Regions from separate parts of the Homo sapiens genome. Here region 1 is linked to region 2. Evidence: chromatin contacts called from ENCODE Hi-C or POLR2A ChIA-PET data. All regions are on one chromosome and are shown on one strand. The core of a region is the stretch at or near the end of the contact, and the rest is flanking DNA. Distances in the headings are between cores, read along the strand shown. Region 1 holds the start of EIF4A2 (eukaryotic translation initiation factor 4A2). Region 2 has its middle 32 kb from the start of MAP3K13.

Region 1 (6,866 bases), core at 3,414-5,913, 1.5 Mb before region 2:
CACTATAACTAAACCAGGGTTCACTCAAATTGCTACCAGGCGACACCAAGAAAATCCCAACTATAGAAAAAATCACCAAGAAAAACACATGGACACAAGAACATCACTAAAAGCTCAAGCATAAGGTAAGACCAACAATTGTGGAAAAAAACCCTATGTCCACAATCTGGGCAATGTTTACAAGTTTTCCCACTTTGTTCTCATCAACCTTCCCTAGTACAAATTTAATTACATCATCTTACTGAACACTACTGACTTTACTGAATCTATTCCTTGATTTGATGTTACCTTTCATACAAATCACAGTAGAAAAACGTATGAATTTTTTTCAATACAGCCAAGATGCTGGCTTCTCACCTGTGAATATAGTTTTCACGATTGGTAGGTAGATCATAATTTATAACCAAAGACACTTGTTGCACATCAATCCCGCGAGCCTGAAACACAATGGCATGTTTTAAAAATTGATTCAAAAAAACTTGACACCTGTCATGTAGGCCACAAAATAGTAGCGAACTATACTAAGTGGTATAGCCCACTGTGGAGTGTGGTCTTTTACTCTTCCAAATAGCCCAAGTTGGCAAAGGTTACTTAAAAACCTGCCCCCCAAAAAGCTAACTTTTGGTAGATTTTTAAAAAGCATTAAGAGACTTACCAACAAGTCAGTAGTGATCAGAACACGACTTGACCCTGACCGGAATTCCCTCATGATAACATCTCTCTCCTTCTGGTCCATGTCACCATGCTGCAAATTAATAAACCTTAATTCAAGAATCACCAGTCAGGTCGGTATTTAATTTTAATCAACATGTATGAGACCAAGCGTCCCTGGCTGCTACAGGAGAATAGCAGACAGGTATAGTTAAGAAACAACTTTATTTTAAGCAGGGGGAACGACAACACAGCACTTAGCAGCTATATTGTAGTCTGAATCCTGCTTTAGTGGAAATCCAGACATTTTAGAACACCTCTTACCAGAGCAGAAACTGTGAAGTCTCTGGCATGCATCTTCTCAGTCAGCCAGTCCACCTTGCGCCTCGTATTGAGAAAAATAACAGCCTGTGTAATGGTCAGTGTCTCGTACAAGTCACAAAGTGTATCCAACTTCCATTCCTGTAATGTTTAGAAGTTAAAGTTAACAGTCATTTAGTTTTTCCAACTCTTCAGTTAAAAATTCATTCTGGGCCAGCCACAGTGCTAATGCCTGTAATCCCAGCCCTTTGGGATCCTAGCACTTAGAGCCCAGAGTTCCAACCAGACCAGGGTTTCAAGAAAGTGAAACTGTCTCTACCCAAAATACCAAAATTGGCCAGTCTTAGCCAGTCTCATAACCCAGTCTCAAAACGTAGAAATTATAAAAATTAACTTCATTCTGTTAGGTCTAATGAGATATTGCACCAAATCTTAAGACAAAGGACATTGGACATTAAGAAAGAGGTCCACCCCAGTCTTTACAATCTAGTGCTGTTACTTTTCTTCTTGTGTGTACTCTGCTAGCATTATTGCAAAAACCAAGACATGGTCCTAGTGTCTGCAATTTTAGCACAGTGCTTATACAAGAAGGTAAAATAATGTCTAACAATCAGACAGTTACCTCTCTCTCAACATTAATATAAAACTGTTTGATTCCTTCAAGGGTCAATTCTTCCTTTTTCACCAGAATTCGAATTGGATCTCTCATGAATTTTTTGGTCACTTCCAACACATCAGTTGGCATTGTGGCAGAAAGCAACACAACCTTAAAAAGAGAAAATTATGTTGTAGCACAACTTACACATTAATACCCAAAGGAAAATGTCTGAAGCCAAGCGTCTCTGTCTTACTACGGAATGAAGGTAGACAGAGTTATGCATCAAGTGCTTTAAGCAGGGGGAACGACAACAAAACACATCAGTTGTATTGTAACAGTACCTGCATTAAATAAACCCCATCTCTACCTTTAAGAGGGGGGTGAAGTAATGCTTACCTGAATACTTGTGTTTAGTTTTTGGAAAATCTCATAGATTTGATCCTTAAAACCACGGCTCAACATTTCATCTGCTTCATCCAAAACAAACATTTTGATCCATTTTGGAGCTGTTAGAAACAAAGTCATACTGTCATTTCTAGATCTACTCAGTGATACAATTTGACTTTTCAACTATGTTAACAGTTTTAAAAAAAATACTCTCTTAAAGACAATACTTACAAAGGTATCTTCTGTTTAACATATCAAACACTCTCCCGGGTGTACCAACAACAATATGTGGTGCTTCAGCCTGCAGTTTTTGCATTTCATTTCGAACATTTGTTCCACCAATGCAGGCATGACAAGTGGCTCCCATATAGTCTCCAAGTGCCAGAATTACCTTTTGGATCTAAAACCCAAGCCTTAATTATTATTCCGCAGAACTCCAGGATCAATGACTAATTTTTAAAGCATAAAGGCAAATATAATCTGGTCTGCCAACAGCTTTTATGCATGCACAGCACAAAACTACTTCCAAGCTTAAAATGCAGACGACCTAACTGCTGCAAGGTAAAATTCCCTTAATGTCTTTCTTATGCCTTGTCAAACTTGGGATGCTGCTGCTCCACGCATCAGCTAGACAATCCAAGAATAACGTTTCCTACATTATTCTTCACTGTAGGTAGGGAGTACGTAGTGAAATTTATGTTCTGTAATTACAGCTAGGGCAAATGATTTTTTTCCCCCAGAGGGTATTGTGCCTTATATAATCCTGACCTCAATAAAGCCTACAGCTTTATTAGGAAGGTTTACTTCAAAGCCAATATAGCAGTGAGCTTTGAAAACATAGCATGCAACAGATGCATCACGAACTACGGAGACAGTCAAATGGTAACATGTCACTGCAGTTTTCATGTTGCACAACTGCATTCAAACTTAAAAAATGGGGACAGATCTAGTACATCCAAGAGAGCGCTTCGGATTCTCAATCTATTAGTATACAACCCTACAAACCATACCTGCATACCCAGTTCTTTTAAAACTTTCAACAAAAACTCCCTGCATGCATGGACAATTAAAAGGAGGGATCTGGTAGGACCAATTTATACTAAGTTTTAAATTCTTCACAGTTGTGAAACCTGAAACCTATGCAACACGCAAGCAGTTTTTTTGAACTACACTATCAATACCTGTTGAGCCAGTTCTCTGGTGGGGGCCAATACTAGTGCTTGGGTCTCCTTGAACTCAATCTCCAACTGTTGCAGGATGGAAATAGCAAATGTGGCTGTCTTGCCAGTACCTGACTGAGCTTGAGCAATCACATCATACCCTAAAAAAAGTAGGATACACATTTACCGATCCCACATCAAATTGTCACTTCTACTTCACACCATGTATTCCATTTGGAACATTATGCCCAAATAATCAAGTGATCAGCAATGAGTATTCTCTTCATTTCAGGTCAGTCCCGAAAGATGATTGCCATCATTTCACTTTAAGGAATACAAACAGGTGCTAGTCCCCCAGAGGTTACTTTCCCTTTTATGGTTCATGTCTATGTAGAACAATTTCCTAAAAATGCCAGTTTCTTTTACCTTTAATACAGGGAATAATAGCTCTCTGCTGAATAGCGGAAGGCTTCTCAAAACCGTAAGCATAGATGCCACGAAGGAGAGACTCCTTTAAATTCATATCATCAAAGTTATCAACAATCTCATTCCAGTTGCTCTGTAAGTTAGAAAAAATAATGCACGCATAAATGAGATGAACACACTCACCTTTCCAAAGCTTCAAGATCCACAACCGTTTCTTACCTCGATGACACCATCGGGGTCCATTCCCTCTGGGCCGCCATGTTCTCTGCTGACAAGAATACTGCAGTCAGACACCCCTTCCAGGCCACCTCAACTGCACCTTAAGCGCATAGCCCTTTGCAACCCGTCTCAGCACGTTAGCCTCCCCTGCACAAGCTAAAGCAGCAGCCTCAGGGCGAATATCCACACTGTGCGCCTTCCCTAAAGGTTGGGGCCTGCGGATGCCCGGAAAGGCAGCCCCCCAGGCCCGAGCGCATGGCGATCCCGTTTCAACTGCGGAGCGTCTCGCGAGAGCTCGGAGCGCCGAACTCCGCCCCCAACAATGCGCAAGCCGGGTGATTGACGCGGGCGGAGCGGCCTGGCGAGGGCGATGCCAACGGTTCACCGGCACCGGTCCTGTCCCGTCGCCTCCGCGCCGTGGCCGAGTGGAGACCGCTGCCTCCAACCCTTCCCCAAGTAAAGCCTAGGACCCTCCCCCAACTCGTGTGGATGACCGAAAATAAAGCTTCGGGTCCTGGTTACAGTGTACCGAACTCGGACTGCGCCACGGCTTTTTACTCCATGTTTCCCGTGCTCTACACTGGGAAGGAAAGCAGCCGAAGTTTCGTAATGTCTTAGAGAGGAAAAACGCCCTTTAGCCACTGCTTTCGCACCACCGTCCTATCTCCCCACAATCCGGGCCCTACCCATCATGGAAGCTTCTGGAAGGGCACAGGAGTGCTGTACCCTAAGAAAACGTCCATTAATTTAGAGTTTTTGCCTCCGTGCCATCCACTATCATCTCCCCTGGCGCCCTATGACCTTCACTACAGACCGCGACCGCCAACAGACTGCATACCTGTTATAATCCGCGGAGCCACCAGACATGATCCGAAAAACCACTCAGCGCCCGACTGAAAAGACAGCGGCGCCCAACCACCCGTTTTTTATAGGCTCGTGGCCGGAACCCGTTTCTTGCGGAGGAATTTTCTCGCCGTGCTTCGGTCAGCTACAAAATTGTGATCCTGGGGTCGTTACCTCGGATAAAATCCTAAGCAAGTTGGTAGAAAAACCCAAATGTGGTAATTTCTCGATATTACAGGGTCGCTGGAAATCCTAGGGCCCGGGGTTGGGTTGGGACTCTTTACCTCGCGGCGGAAGAATATAGCTGCGGAGTTAGTTAAACCTCGCTTTCCCCGCCCGCCCTGCTCCTACGGGGTTTCCGCGTCCCTGACGCAGAGGCGGGCCGGGGGAGCCGCGCCGGAGCCGGAGGCGGAAACCGGAGATGCTGTTCGTCGGGCGGCCGGGGCTTCCCGCGGGTGACAGGTCCCGGCTCGCGGCTCGCTGCCGGCACTCAGGTGCGGGAGGGGAACTCGGTTATTCCGCTTGCTCCCACCGCTGTTTAATTCCACAATGAAGACCTGCCTGGCATTTAGCCCGACCGTTAACATCCATTCAGATCTTGGAAACGTAAAATTCCTGCTAGGGAAAATGTCGGCCACCCAGCGAGTCCCGGGAAGTCCGGTTTACCGGTACATTTTGCAGCGCGAGAAGGAAAAATGGAGTGTCATTTGCAGATGTCTCTGGAGTGGCCAATTCTATTCTCATATCATTTCCGGTCTCTCGCTTTCTTTTTAAGAGTGTTACTGATTTTAACCTAACAGGTGTGAGGAATGCCTGAAAAAAATCATAAACTTTTGCAAATGGATAGAAACTAAGCAGTAATTTTCCTTGGAACGCACGAATTTAAATGGACGCTTTGGCAGATACAGCTCTGTGCCGCTTTGGGACTACATCGGTTTTGATTCCGTCTATATTGGTCATTTTTTAAAGGCTGTAGACTTTGCCGATATATAGTGAAATGTTGATTTATTGAAATTCAGAGCAATAATATCCTTGCTGCGTAAACTGCACGGGTCTTTAAGCTCCAGACGTTTTCAATTAGCCCCATCTCAGGTCTCTCGACAAAAACAAAAAACAATATATGTAGTCATTTAACTTTAAAATACAACCCTACCCATGGTGCAAAATATCATCGAGACTATCAGGGTAACATTTTCTCATATTTCAGAAGGCCAACTTAAAGAATCATTACTGGGAAAGCTGACTCAATTTTCTATATTATAGAAGATATTCGGTTCTAAATACTACTTTTTTAATACAAAAATTATTTATTTATTTGAAAATTCTTATCGTGCCAGGAACTAGGACAAAGATTAAGAATACCAAGATGGCAAAGTGGGCCAGGCCCTCAGTCCAGTGGTACTGCTCCTCATTCATCCCTCTGTAATGTTCGAAATCCAGATTTGAGGTGATGCCAGATATTTTCTGAGAATGATGGTCGTCAGACATCCTTGTTGTCTCATCCAAAATCTACTAAAAATATCCTGAGATCTAAGAAATTGAAAAAATACTAAATCGAAAAAGTGACCAACCGTTTGGTTTCACTTGAGCCTTAGGGTGAAAACAATTGATCATAGGGTGATACCAATCAACAATTAACACTTAATCGTTGGTTGTTTTCTTTAGGATTAGCACTACACTAGATGGTGTAGGATTTTCAAGTCTCTTAAGAGGAAATAAAGGCTAAACTCTATGGTATAGGTTTACAAGTGCTAAGTAAGTTTCAAGGTAAGAAAACTTCAAATACAGTCAAAATCCACACCCACACTGCCTGTAACCTTACAGTGTATTCCTAATAAATGCAGTGATTACCACATTTGCGTGTGCTTACTAAATAGTAAATAACATTTGTAACTAATAAATGAATTAAAGATCAAAACGTATACTTTAACAAAGTTTTGCATATCAACACAGAGCGTGCTCTTTTAAATTTAAGTGATTCTGCTTACCTGGAATCTGAAATAAGATAGCCTTCTCAGTGAACTATAAATGCTTCTTTGTCAACCTTTAGTGTTTGAAATCATTTATACTGCAAATAATCCTAAAAGTCAGATTATTTCCCTATCTAAGCCAACTAAGGTAGTTTAGTTTTGCTCTTCAAGAGCCTCAGCTGACAATTCTAAAGCTATCTAGCAACCAGAGAAGCAAAGAATTAGTACAAATCTGTCAGTGCTACATGGAAAAACAATAACAAAACCTTAAAAGAATATGCTTTCAGACGG
Region 2 (7,306 bases), core at 996-3,495:
AAAAATTAGCCACGTGTGGTGGCACTCACCTGTAATCCCAGCTACTCGGGAGGCTGAGGCAGGAGAATTGCTTGAACCCAGGAGGCGGATTGCAGTGAGCCGAGATGGCACCACTGGACTCCAGCCTGGGTGACAGAGCGAGACTTCATCTCAAAGAAAAAAAGAAAAAAAAAAAAAGAAAATCCATTGTTTCAGCAACATGTTAAAGAAAACTACTCTTTTTTCATTGAACTGACTCACCACCTGATCAAAAATCAATTGACCTTATATGTGTGAATCTATTTCTGATTTCCCTATTCTGTTCCACCGACAAATCTGCCTGTCCTCAAGGCAATATCACACTGTCTTGATTATTGTTTCAGAGTTAAGTGTTCAAGTCACGTATTATAAGTCATTTACCTTTTTGTTACTTTTCAAGATTGTTTTAGCTATTGTATATCTTTTGTATTTTCACAAAAAATTTAGAAATAGCTTGTCAATTTCGTCAATATTGCCTGCTGAAATTTTGATTGGGAATGCATTAGATCTACAGACTGATTTAGGGAGAAATGGCACCTTAACAATTTATATCCATGATCATGGTATATATATATTGCACTTTCTATTTCTGAGTTGTTAAGTTTTTCTCAGCAATGTTTTACAGTCTTGAGTATAGAGGTGTTGTGCTCTTTTGAAAGATTTATTCCTGTGTGTTAGGTATTTTTTCTTATTTTCTTTCTTTCTTTTTGAGACAGGGTCTCACTCTGTCACCCAGACTGGAGTGCAGTGGCATGACCATAGCTCACTACAACCTCCACCTCCTGGGCTCAAGCGATCCTCTCACCTCACCCTCCTGAGTAGCTGAGACTACAGGTGCGTGCCTCTATGCTGGGCTAATTTTTGTATTTTTTGTAGACACAGCGTTTTGTCATGTTGCTTAGGATGGTCTTGAACTCCTGAGCTCAGGCAATCCATCTGCCTCAGCCTCCCAAAGTGCTAGGTTTATAGGCATGGGCCACCACACCCAGCCTCTTTTTCTTTCTATTTTTTTCATATTTTTAATTTTTTTAAATGGATATGAAGTCTTGCTATGTTGCCCAGGCTGGTCTTTAACTCCTGGCCTCAAGTGATCCTCCGGGCTCAGCCTCTCAAAATGTTGGGATTACAGGCTTGAGCCCACTGTGCCCAGCCAGATATTTTTAATGGTGATATTTTCACCTATTTTAGCTGTTGTTTCTAGTATGATTTTTATGTTGACTCTAACCTGTGGCCTTACTAAGTTCATTAATTAGTTCAAGTTTTTTTTATAGATTGTATAAGGTTTTTTATGCATACAATCATGTCATCTGTTAATGACAGTTTTATTTCTTTTCTGCACTTTAGGTCTTTTAATTTCTTTTTCCTTTTTTGTTTTTGCCTTATCATACTAGCCCTATACTAAGTATCTAATATACATCATCTCATCTTTACAACAATCCAATGTTATTCCAATTTAACAAATAAGAAAATGTGGCTCAGAAAGGTTCAGTAACTTGTCCAATCAAGATTGCACAGCTATTAGTAGATCTAGAATTCAAACCCAGGTAGTCTTATTCCATACCTGTATGTACGACTACTAGACTAGCTTATAAATTTGGAAAACTCAAGGGCACAAGAACAAAAAATGTTATCAAATTAAAAATAGGAAAAAAATTCCATTACTGGCAAAGAATATGAAGAGTTCACAGAAGAAAAAGGCATTTATTTTAAATATGAAAAGATGCTCAACCCCTCTCATAATGAAAGAAATACAAATTAAAACTATGATAAAATGGTATAGCTGCTATGGAAAACGTATGGTGGTTCCTCAAAAAATTAAAAATAGAATTACCATATGATCCAACAATCCCATTGCTGGGTATATAGCCAAAAGAACTGAAAGCAGGACCTCAAAGAGATATCTGCACATCCATGTTCACAGAGGCCTTATTCGCAATAGCCAAGAGGTAGAAGCAACCCAAATATCTATTGATGAATGAATGGATAAACAGGACATGGCATATACATACAATGGGATATTGTTCACCTTACAAATGAAGGAAATCCTGCCATATACTACATCACGGATAAGCCTTGAGGACATTAGGCTAAGTGAAATAAGCCAGCCACAAAAGGATAATTACTGTGTGATTCCACTTACATGAGATAGCTACTAGTCATTCATTGAAACAGAAAGTAGAATGGTAGTTGCTAGGAGTTAGCAGGAGGAGGAAGTGGAGAGTTGTTATTTAATGAGTATAGAATTTCAGTTTCACAAGACAGAAGTGTCCTGGAAATCTGTTGCACAAGAACGTGAATATACTTAACACTACCGAACTGTACACTTAAAAATGGTTACCTATGTTATAGGATTTTTAACCACAATTAAAAATGAAAATTAGTTTTTAAAACTTCAACACAAATTTTATTGTAAATTCTAAAAAACAAACACTATGCTGAAACCATTATTTAACCTATCAAACTGGCAAAAATCCAAAAGTCTGATGATTCTGTTGGCAAGGATATGAGAAACAGTACTCTTATAATGGGGGGGGGGAGTACACATTGGTACAATCCCTAAAGAAGGCAGTTAGGCAATATTTATGATACCTTTTGATCCAGTAATTCTACTTTGGGGAATTTAGTCATATGGATATACTGTATGCATGTATAAAATGATACATGTACAAGGCTATGAACTTCAGCATTGTTTACAATAGGAAGACACTGGAAACAACCAAAATGTCTATCAACAGGTGACTGGTTATATAAATTACAGTACATCCGTACAATGGATTAGTAGGCAGCTATTTAAAAATGAGGACACTCTCTATGTACTTACATGGAAAGAGATTCAACATATATTACAACTGAAAACATTTAGAACATTACGTATAATGTTATGTGTAAAAAGGAGGGAAATAAGAATCTATTTATACTTTTATATTTCCTTACTACATATATCAAGAAACTCTGGAAAGATACATGGAAAAATAATAGCCGTGGTTTGGGGACCCTGAATGGGAGCTGAATGGATGGAGAACTGGCTGGAGTGGGAAGTTGATATGTTTTGGTCTTGGAAATGTGAATATATCATCTATTCAAAAAATTCCTATGGTTGGAAATAAATTTTAATGACACCAGTTGTCATACAACGATTTACCAAGTGTCTACTACATGTCAAGCAGGCACTATCCTAGGCACTGACAATATGGCCCTGAACAAGACAAAGTTCTTACATTCTAGAGGGAAAGACCAAATATATATCCTACATAACACAACACACACACACATACACACACAGGCATACATATATGTACACACATTTTTTAATTTATAAAATAAATACTGCCAGGTGGCTACTTAAAAAAAAAGAAAAGAAAAGAAAAGGCCAGGCGCAGTGGTTCACGCCTGTAATCCCAGCACTTTGGGAGGCCAAGGCAGGCAGATCACCTGAGGTCGGGAGTTCGAGACCAGCCTGACCAACATGGAGAAACCCCATCTCCTTACTAAAAATACAAAATTAGCTGGGCATGGTGGCGCATGTCTGTAATCCCAGCTACTGGGGAGGCTGAGGCAGGAGAATCGCTTGAACCCGGGAGGCAGAGGTTGCAGTGAGCCGAGATCCCACCATTGCACTCCAGCCTGGGCAACAAGAGTGAAACTCCGTCTCAAAAAAAAAAAAAAAAAAGGTAAATTAGGTTAAAAGAAAAAAAGTGTTATGGTGGAAGTGGAGTAGGGTGCCATTTTAGTTAGGGTAGTCTGGGAAGGCCTCTCTGAGGAGGAGCTATTTGAATAGAGACCCGAATGAAGGCTGGGAAGAAACAATGAGGGGGAAGAGCTTTCTAGGCAGCAGCTGCCCTAAGGCAAGAGCAGGTCTGATGTGTTCAAGAGAAAGCAAAACACCTTTGTAGCTAGAGCAACCTGAGTGAGAACAATGGCAGGCAATGATGTAAAACACATGCTTGAAAGCCAGATCCTGAGGGCTGGTTTGTAGGGCACGAGCAGTGGTCTGGATGGTATGGGCACCTACTGGAGGTTAAAAACATTGTTTTCAAAGGGGCTTGTTACCATGCGGCTAGTACACACCTGTATGGCCTTCCAGGTTGTTAAAAGACTGAAACATTTCAAGTCCCATGAGAAAAATAGCTGCTTCCCTAGTAACAATGTTACCTGCCACACTGGCTTCTTTCCCAGGACACCCCCCAGCCCTCCACTCCTTCTCCTCAACCAACAAGTAAATGAGGAACTTGGCCCAGCAGAAGCTATTGACTTGGAGAAGTTAATCAGCTCAAGAGGCTAGAATCACGAGATTCAGAAAGCTAGAGGGTGAGTTAAGGTTTTCAGTTCATTGTAGCCCTAGAGCCTTAGGACAACGCGTCCTGGATTCCATCTCACCGAGATTCAGTTGGGGCCCAGCACCATGATCTGAGCTCCCGCTCAGTACAGCAGAAACAAGAAGCAGGATAGAGAAACAGACTGAGGTCTGAGATGAAGACAGAGGAAGGGGAAACCCAGTGAACGTCTATATAAATAATCTCTCTTCTGAGCACTCCTCCAGTGATTTGAAAGGCTACTGGCTAGGCCGGGCGCGGTGGCTCACGCCTGTAATCCCAGCACTTTGGGAGGCCGAGGCGGGTGGATCACGAGGTCAGGAGATCGAGACCATCCTGGCTAACATGGTGAAACCCCATCTCTACTAAAAAAAAAAAAAAAAAAAAAAAAAAAAAAAAAAAATTAGCCAGGCATGGTGGCGGGCGCCTATAATCCAAGCTACTTGGGAGGCTGAAGCAGGAGAATCACTTGAACACGGGAGGCGGACCTTGCAGTCAGCCAAGATTGTGCCACTGCAGAGCGAGACTCCGTCTCAAAAAAAAAAAAAAAAAAAAAGGCTACTGGCTAATTCGACCTTTTATATAGTTAAAAGTCATATAATTGTCATGTACCAGGTTTTTTAAAAATGCATTGTGGTAAAAGGGAAATAGAAAATACCAACCTTTCCAACACCACATGCGACCTTAACATTCTCATGGCTGCATTAATAAAGTCAATATGTTTGTGTAACAATGTGTAGTTCCTGGATCCTAATCTCAAGACAGAAGAGCTGAAACACGGCAACTCTAATTTCATATATGAAACTCATTTTACGCACCATAGTACTGGGAATTTAGTCTGAAAAATCCATACAGATGTCAAATCTTAAGAAAACAGATTTCTCCGAAGTTGCGTGAAACCTCAGGCTGCTTGCCACTTCTGTTTTACAAAGTTCTTCCTCTTTGAAAATACATTCTGCTGCTCTTAAATCTTGGATCCCAACATCTTGTTACAGGATATTAAGTTCTACTTTATTCTCATTCTTTTAATTTCTTTGAACATCAAAACCTCCAATTTAATGATCTGAGAGACTGCTAAATATTTGCTGACATGAATCTGTAACTATGAATCTAAACCAGAGGAAAAGCAACTGGAAAGAACATGAGGATAAATCTAAGCACTGCTTAGAAACAATCTCTCGGCACTAGGTACATACTCACTTTTATTTTCTAACTGTAAACACTTGCACTCAACATAAGACATTAGAAATCATTTCGTGCACACGGGACCTGTTTTAGCAGCACACTTGCTGATACACCTCACGGCTTTCTTTTCCATTAAAAAAAAATAAAACTACTGCTGAGTGCTGAAACTTTCTTTTCAGTAGTTCTAATCCCTAAGATTTAGAGCCAGGTAGAAACTTGATTTAATCTTTGATGGAAATTATTCTTACAATCCTTTTTATATGAAAATGTCATAATAGTTTTTTTTAAAAAAAACTACTTACACCAAGCTGAAGTCTGAACAGACAGCATGGAACTACCAGCAGCCGCCAGTTTCCTCACAGACTAAACTAAACTTTGCTCCCTTCCTGGCTGTTTCTGGATCAGGTTCACACTGATACACATTTACAGTGGCCTTGGAAGCTACCAACCAACACAGCGAGGTGGGAGGGTTTGTTACTCTAACTCTTGTTTGATAACTGCTTATCAGCAACTTCTCAAAGGTCGACTTAAATGTGTTTAAAGAGACAAATGTAAGGAAGATTATAAGGAAAGCCTGAAAAATCTTAAAATCTCCGATGGCTGGGCTTTGGTTTCCGAGGGGATTTCTTTCCCATATGTTCCTGGAAAAAAGAAAAAAGAAAAGGATAGTCCTCTGAGCTTCAAATATCTTGCTTTCCTCTCATAAAACTTTCCCAGCCACCTGCAGTGGCTCTCGCCTGTAATCCCAGCACTTTGAGAGGCCGAGACGGGCGGATCACCTGAGGTCAAGAGTTCAAGACAAGCCTGGCCAACATGGTGAAACTCTGTCTCTATTAAAAATACAAAAATTAGCTGGGTGTGGTGGTGGGTGCCTGTAATCCCAGCTACTCGGGAGGCTGAGGCTCCTTTTTGAAACTCCATTTCAAAAAACAAAAAACAAAAAGACAACTTTCCCTTCCTCCTCAGAAGCTATACATTGTACAATCATGGCAGAAAAGGGCCAGAAAGTTGTTTCTCCACTATAGTCCTCCCCCATCTCCATTCTCCCTGACTTTTTTACTAGTGAAAGAAAGTTCTTGGTAAACGTAGTATTTTCTGACATTCAAACCACCGGCTGATCTGATGTAAAGTGAGAACATGGATCCCAAATTCTATTCTTTGCAAGATAAAATATGATACTGCTTCATCTCTTGCCACATTCCTAAGCTTCTTTCCCTTCTGAGCTACCATATTTCTTTATTTTATTCCTTCCTTCCTTCCTTCCCTCCCTCCTTCCCCCTTCTTTCCTTCCTTTCTTCCCTCCCTCCCTCCCTCCTTCCTGCTTCCTTCCTTCCTTTCTTTTCTTTCTTTTTTCTGACAGAGTCTCACTCTGTTGTCCCGGCTGGAGTGCAGTGGCACGATCTTGGCTCACTGCAACCTCTGCCTCCCAGGTTCAAAGGATTCTCCTGCCTCAGCCTCCCGAATACCTGAGACTACAGACGCCCGCCACCGTGTCCAGCTAATTTTTGTACTTTTAGTAAAGACGGGGTTTCACCATGTTGACCAGGCTGGTCGCAAACTCCTGACCTCAGGTGATTTGCCCGCCTTGGCCTCCCAAAGTGCTGGTATTACAGGTGTGAGCCACTGCGCCCAGCCTTGTAATTTCTACCATTAGCCTTTGAAGCAGCAACCATTTATTACATACTTACTGCACTAATCACTTTATGAACATTATTTTATTCTCTCCCAGGCAATAAATTTGGAGATCATCTTAATTCTTTTCAGTCTGACTCTCTGAGTCCAATTTGACC

The links. A loop is a pair of places that touch in the nucleus more often than their neighbours do. ChIA-PET counts read pairs that join two places held with the same protein, here RNA polymerase II (POLR2A).
Region 1: a loop to region 2 is called in a map of mucosa of descending colon, with 33 times the contacts of the local background. The contact joins the promoter of EIF4A2 here to the enhancer-like site in region 2. A Hi-C loop is called at or near these places in 1 of 168 maps with a recorded cell type or tissue (mucosa of descending colon). POLR2A ChIA-PET finds 5 or more read pairs at or near these places in 1 of 52 experiments (BJ).

The regions. Positions count from the first base shown.
Region 1 is chr3:186,781,374-186,788,239 of GRCh38, reverse strand. EIF4A2 (eukaryotic translation initiation factor 4A2) reads right to left here and starts at 4,663. Exons shown (of 11, transcript NM_001967.4): 1 at 4,601-4,663; 2 at 3,763-3,808; 3 at 3,544-3,676; 4 at 3,139-3,278; 5 at 2,189-2,357; 6 at 1,967-2,076; 7 at 1,595-1,738; 8 at 976-1,113; 9 at 656-745; 10 at 358-437. The coding sequence starts at 4,629. It overlaps SNORD2 (small nucleolar RNA, C/D box 2), which reads right to left and starts at 3,444; the gene lies at 3,375-3,444. It overlaps SNORA63B (small nucleolar RNA, H/ACA box 63B), which reads right to left and starts at 1,917; the gene lies at 1,793-1,917. It overlaps MIR1248 (microRNA 1248), which reads right to left and starts at 1,568; the gene lies at 1,463-1,568. It also overlaps SNORA81, SNORA63 and SNORA4. RefSeq lists an enhancer at 3,758-3,987.
Region 2 is chr3:185,327,475-185,334,780 of GRCh38, reverse strand. It overlaps a transcript of MAP3K13 not described here. Among named protein-coding and RNA genes, the nearest start is that of MAP3K13, 32 kb to the left of the region's middle. RefSeq lists an enhancer at 2,096-2,155. Within about 2 kb of position 2,245, at least 5 of the 41 ENCODE cell types and tissues checked have a DNase peak (open chromatin) inside an H3K27ac peak, as active enhancers do.